Linked DNA regions of Homo sapiens: region 1 is linked to region 2. Evidence: chromatin loops called from intact Hi-C (ENCODE). Cell type or tissue: heart right ventricle. All regions are shown on one strand. Links, peaks and the distances in the headings refer to the core of each region. The heading gives the core; the rest is flanking DNA.

Region 1 (2,926 bases), core at 116-2,615, 1.6 Mb before region 2:
GACAGCCAGGTAAGTTTGATATAAAGTTTGATTTCATGTAAACAATGATTTCTTTTTAATTCTTCAGCTAAGACAGCGGAAGAGATGATTTATTGTATGGTTGTTACACTCGGCCACAAGTAAACACATAAATAGTCCAGAATGTCACAGGTCTAGGGCAAAGGACCAAAATGGGCAGTTTTGGTTATGAGCAACATGGGTCTTAGAGGTGATTGGCGATCAGAGGGCGATGAAGTTCTAGATCATGAGATAAGCTCTGGACAGTAGCATGCAGTCCTACAACTTGTACCAGCATCTCCAGCGTCTAGCATTCCATGTTTCTGCTCCTGTGGCCTCCATGGTACAAGAAGCTAGTGGTTTACTTGGACATCTGACTCATCTTTCTTCTTTTGCGCTTCAACCTGTGCATTCGCTTCTTCCTCCACTTGGCTCTTATGGCACAGAGGTTTTCAAGAAAATGGTGCTAAGGCCGAGATGACAATGAATAATTTTTTAGTATGACTATGTCCCATGTATTGCACAGCAAACTGGAAAATCTAACTCCAAGACCAAATGCTATCTACATTCATGCATCTTCTACTCACCAATCTCATCTAATTGCTTACATCTTCTATTTTGCCTGTATGGAAAAAGTCTGACTCAAAGACAGTAATGTAGATCTAAAAATGGTCTTGAGAGAAATTATTGCTATCTGAAAGCTCACGTCTTCAAAAATTTTTACACTTCCTGTCTAGAAACGGCTCTGGCTTATCTCTAAAGAGTGCTTAGAATAAAATAGAGTCACTTAAGTACTTACTCCTTGGGATTATTTTTGATTTTTTTTTGTGCTGTTATTCTGTTGACTTTTGATTATTCATTAACATCTCTTTCTCTGTCTCACTGTGTGGTTGTGGGAGTAGAAGGAGGGAAGAGGTGACTCTCCAAAATGAAATAATTCGAAAGCCACTTACATGTTGCTATTATGAACAATTCTGAGGCATTTCTGGTACAGCTTTCTCTTTCCAATTATATTTGGTATAGCAAATAATGCTATTAAAATATATAGACTTTATATAAAGAAAGACCACATCCTGATACTGAAGGAGAGGAAGAAGAAGGAAAGGTGGGAGTTCGCTGTGTGCTCAGCAGAAAGCAGGGTCGTCCTGGGGAACACTTTGCAGTTTCAAAGTACTTGAGGAGGGTAGGCCACAAAATGGGAGTTTAACTGTACTAAAGTAAATTCTTAATGACACTTTCACGTGGATGCCCTGAAGCAGAGGGAGGAATCACACCAGGAAACCTGATGCGGGAGAGAGCCATGTCCCACAGTTTGACCGAAAAAAATGTTGCCTTTGGGCTCACCTAACTCTGGACACTAGGTGTCAGTATACAGCAATGTAACGATTTTAGGATGCGGGGTTGATGTGCTGAATTAGTGGGGGAAGAGTTGTGAGATGATGTTTCGTTTCCTGCTGTTAACACAGGTCCTCGATTTATGGTAGAGGTTCTTTCAGCTGTGATCTTATGAATCATCAATAGAGACAGGAACTGTGTCAGAGTCACCTCTAGGGGTTTCCTTCATATTTTCTTTTTCTTTTCTCACTGGCTAGGACTGATTACTTCTTCACATCTCTGCAAAGTACTTAATTAGTCTCATCAGGCAGCCAAACTTGATACCTTCGTCCAATTTTAGATACAGAGATGATGAAGGTGTTTCATTGGCAGTTGGGGCCATTAGAGGGACCCCGCAGGGCAGAGCGACGTTGCACTGAGGCGATCTGAGCTGAGCACAGGGGTAAGGATATATTCCTGGACTGTGTGCTGCTGTCACCGAGAACATTTGCAAATCTGCTGACACATTACAGTGGGAATATCCCCTGGACGCATGGAAGGCCCAGTGCCCTGTCATTTGAGCAGTGCAGGCACGTCACCAGCCCATGGGGATGTCAGTATTCATGCTGCTCTTTGATATAAAGTTCGCATTTTCTATATGGTTTGATGATGTTTAGTGGGATCAGTGATGCCTGTTTGTTAATTGCTTACAGAAGATTTGGGCTTAAAAATAAAATCTTGGATCAGGTAACATTCTCTGTTTTAAATTTTATTGATATTTCTGAATTCCAAGGAAATTACTTACATATCAGATGGTCTTTGAAACCTTATTTTTTTCTATTATTTTTAGTATTCTCTGCACTCTGTCTTATATTTCTGCCCTTTCTCCTGCATAAGTAAAACAGAAAGATTTAGTTAGCGTTTGAGGATGAAAATTATCAAGCCTATATTCTCAACAACAATCTGGGATTTGAGTTAATTTTAATGTCCAATTTGTGTCCCTCTTGCCCCCTTTACATGTGTGACTTTATTTTCAGCTATCTTTTAATATTATTCACTCTTAGTCACACCAACTATGCTTATCCCTACCTAAGTCCTTCTCATCTTGTTATCACCAGCTGGTAAATTCTTCCTGCTTCCTTTACTTATATAAATGTGGCTGCTTTTTCAATATCAGCTCCAAGCCATCTCCTCCATGAAGCTATCTGGGTAATTCACAGAAATCTGCTTTCCTGAATCATAGAGCATTGCTCAGTGTAGCTCATGATTATAACCTAGTCTTAGTTGCTTTTTAATTAGTTTGCACACGTGTACATATACACACACATGCACACACACACACACATGACCAACTAGATTACAAGCTTTTCAAAAGTGGGGGCTGTACCCCAGTGACATCTAGTAATATGCTGAGTATCATATATACATTTTCAATAGATAGCCATTTTTTGTTTATCTCTTTGATTGCGGAGGCTAAAACATAATAGGTATTTAATAAATGTTGAGAGATCTGAGGAATTGATTTAAATTACTCTGCTGAAGTACTAGATCTTTGATAATATTAGATTGTGACATTTGGTGTGACAATTCTGGTAGTCATTAGCATATACCTTTG
Region 2 (2,926 bases), core at 118-2,617:
ATGAGGTGGGAAAAATCCAGAATTGACCAAGATGATCTTGAATTAATTTTTTGACTCAGTGCAATGTGAGGTTACTCTGAATTAATTGATATTTGGTTTCTGACATCTAGTAAAATAAAACTTCAAACTAGAAATTAAATTCAATTATGGGGAAAGGTGATATTTTCTTGCAAATTTAGTTTGCAACCTAAGAAATACACATTAGCCATAAATGGTGGTAAACTACATCATAAATATATATTGTAAGAATATAGTGTCTCTACTTTTTCATTTTCACTTTTAAAGGTAAATTTAAAACATTCACAAAGGGAGAATAAATAGCATAATGAACTCCAGCTCCAACAATTACCAGATGTTGTCAATCTTGTTTCTTCTATTATCTTCCCACCTCTCTCCACACACGCACACATACTTTCAATTCCCATATTTATATTTAATAGAAAAGGGATTTTAGAAGATATCATTATTTATTTTTTATTTTTTTTTTTTTTGTGGAGATGGAGTCTTGCCATGTTACCCAGGCTGGTCTCAGACTCCTGGGCTCAGGCAGTCCTCCCACTGTGGCCTCCCAAAGTGCTGGGATTACAGGCATGAGCCACAATGCCCAGCCCCAAGATATCATTATGACACCGAAAAAGATTAAGAGTAATCCCATAATATGATATAAGATTGTCTTCCTGTTCAAATTTCCCTAGTTGTCTCACCAGCATCTTCTTATCACTCTTTGCTTGAATCATAATCCAAACACGGTCCACCAATTGTATTTGGAAGTCTCTTAGGTCCCTTTATTGTGTAACACTTTACCCTCTAAGATCTGTGATTCTTAAATCTCTAATGCACGTGGAATCATGTCTGTGAACTGAGCTAAAAAAAAATGTGAACTGAGCTCCACAAAAAAATAAAAATAACAAGTAAAAAATACATAATGATATCTTGGTAATGCTAAAATCCCTTTTCTATTAAAGATACATATGGGAATTTTTGCCTGAAATTATATGTCTAAGGCTGGGCACAAAATTCACAAGTCTGCAAGCTGATTTATAAGTACCACGCTAACTCATTGCGCCACTGAAGCCAGCACAGCTGATTTAAATGTGGGCTACAAGCAGTGTTTCCCCACCAGAGGAAAGAATTCCTCAGACAGGGATCTGGCTCCCTCTAGTGCTTTTTCAGATTATAACAGCCTCTGATTCTCAAACCAATTTAGAAATAGAAAAATAATCCCATTGTAAATAGTTCCATGATATATGCCCTTTTAGCTGCGTATTTCTTATGTCATACCACTCAACAATAAGGAAGGAATTATTTCATTATCTTTGATAATGAAAGATAACGATTACTGAATATCAAGTCCAGAGTCAGAAGCTACATGTTTATTCCTCAGTCTGTGGAAGAAGATGTCACAGTCCACCATTCAAAGTAACATCATCATATAGGAGTGCAAAGGCTTCTTTAAAACAACAACAGCAACAACATCAAAGTAACATCATCATCTCTACCAGAAGTCTTGCTGCTGTTTCCAAGGTACTCCTACTGTTTTAATAGCTCCTTTATTTCAAACTGCCACTTTTTCATTTTACTCATCCCTGCATTTGGGTTAGAATTGGGAGTAGACAGAGGTTCCTCTAAAAGCAATAAATTCTTACCGTTGTTTCTGATATGGCATCGAATGGATAAAAATAGAACAGAAGAGAGGGACAGGCACGATGGCTCACGCCTGTAATCCCAGCGCTTTGGGAGGCCGAGCTGGGCGGATCACTTGAGCCCAGGAGTTCCAGACCAGCCTGCCCAACATGGCAAAACCCTGTTCTACAAAAAAATAGAAAAATGAGCCTCTAGTTCCAGCTACTCGGGAGGCTGAGGTAGGAGAATCGCTTGAGCCCGGGAGGGCGAGGCTGCACCGAGATTGCACCACTGCAACCGAGATTGCACCACTGCACTCCACCCTGGATGACAGAGTGAGACCGTGTCTCAAAAAAAAAAAAAGTAAAAAAGATGAGAGGCAAAATGAAAGAAAAACATACACACAGTTTGTAATAATCCTTAGGACCAGGCCTTGGCACCAGGTAGCAAGAAAAGGGAAGCATAGAAAGTGTTACAAATAATTGACATCTGCTAAATTAATGTACTTTAAAATAATAATTGATTGTACAAAGTATTATAAATGGTATTTTAAAAAAGAAAGCAAGGGCAAGAAAACATACACCCAATCTAGGAAGGCTTGTTTACCATGAATAACCTCTTCATCTCTGAGTATATAGAAATGCATAGTTTTATAGACACTTTTGTGTATTTATGTTTTAAAACTATAGCTACTCTGCCACAAGCCATTTTTAAAAGGTGCATTCCTGAAAGAAGAAATAAAGCTGAATTGAAGAGTGGGGCCAGGTGTAAATTAGTTTCATCTAATGAACACACCCTAAGTCCCTTATATAGGAATTCTCAGGATAGCAATAACATAGCTCTTCAACACTGGTCTCTTGCACGTGTAAGAAATTTTTTCAGCTGTGTCAAAAGAATGCCAAATTTAGGAAAACATTGCCACCTTTGAATTCTTCACCAAAAGCTAAGGTTCAGCAACAAAATCCAATACAGTTCTGATTGATTGTGAATTCAATGCAGCCCAGCTCAAACCTGATTTGACTGTGGATAGTGTTGATTTACTCCTCAGTCTCCAGTGAATCCCGAGGTTTTCTTCTAGGAATGACATAAATAGGACCCATAGATAACTGTTTATAGTATTTACATCATTCTCTATCAGGATGACCTTGGCTACAACTGGACAGCTCAGATCTCAGGAAATGTACCAGTGTCAGATTGTTTTATTTTTGCAATTATATGTTGGGGAGATGAGAGCAAGACAGTAAATATTCCCACTACAAATCATTCTGAGGCTGGAATGAGAAATTTCCTCCATATCTGGGCC

The links. Peaks named below come from ENCODE experiments on the same cell type or tissue, not always from the same donor. Only the 100,000 strongest peaks of a DNase experiment are listed, where the experiment ranks them.
Region 1: a loop joins it to region 2, with 11 times the contacts of the local background. A loop is called at or near these places in 90 of 110 quality-filtered maps.

The regions. Positions count from the first base shown.
Region 1 is chr2:149,596,375-149,599,300 of GRCh38, forward strand. The region is part of intron 1 of MMADHC-DT (MMADHC divergent transcript); the gene reads left to right. Among named protein-coding and RNA genes, the nearest start is that of MMADHC, 10 kb to the left of the region's middle. In heart right ventricle, for the core only: CTCF peaks have their summits at 1,349 (motif pointing right) and 1,549; no DNase peak of the experiment used is centred there; H3K4me3 peaks cover 790 bases.
Region 2 is chr2:151,237,894-151,240,819 of GRCh38, forward strand. No RefSeq gene overlaps it. Among named protein-coding and RNA genes, the nearest start is that of RBM43, 23 kb to the right of the region's middle. In heart right ventricle, for the core only: a CTCF peak has its summit at 1,172 (motif pointing left); a DNase peak (open chromatin) is centred at 1,083.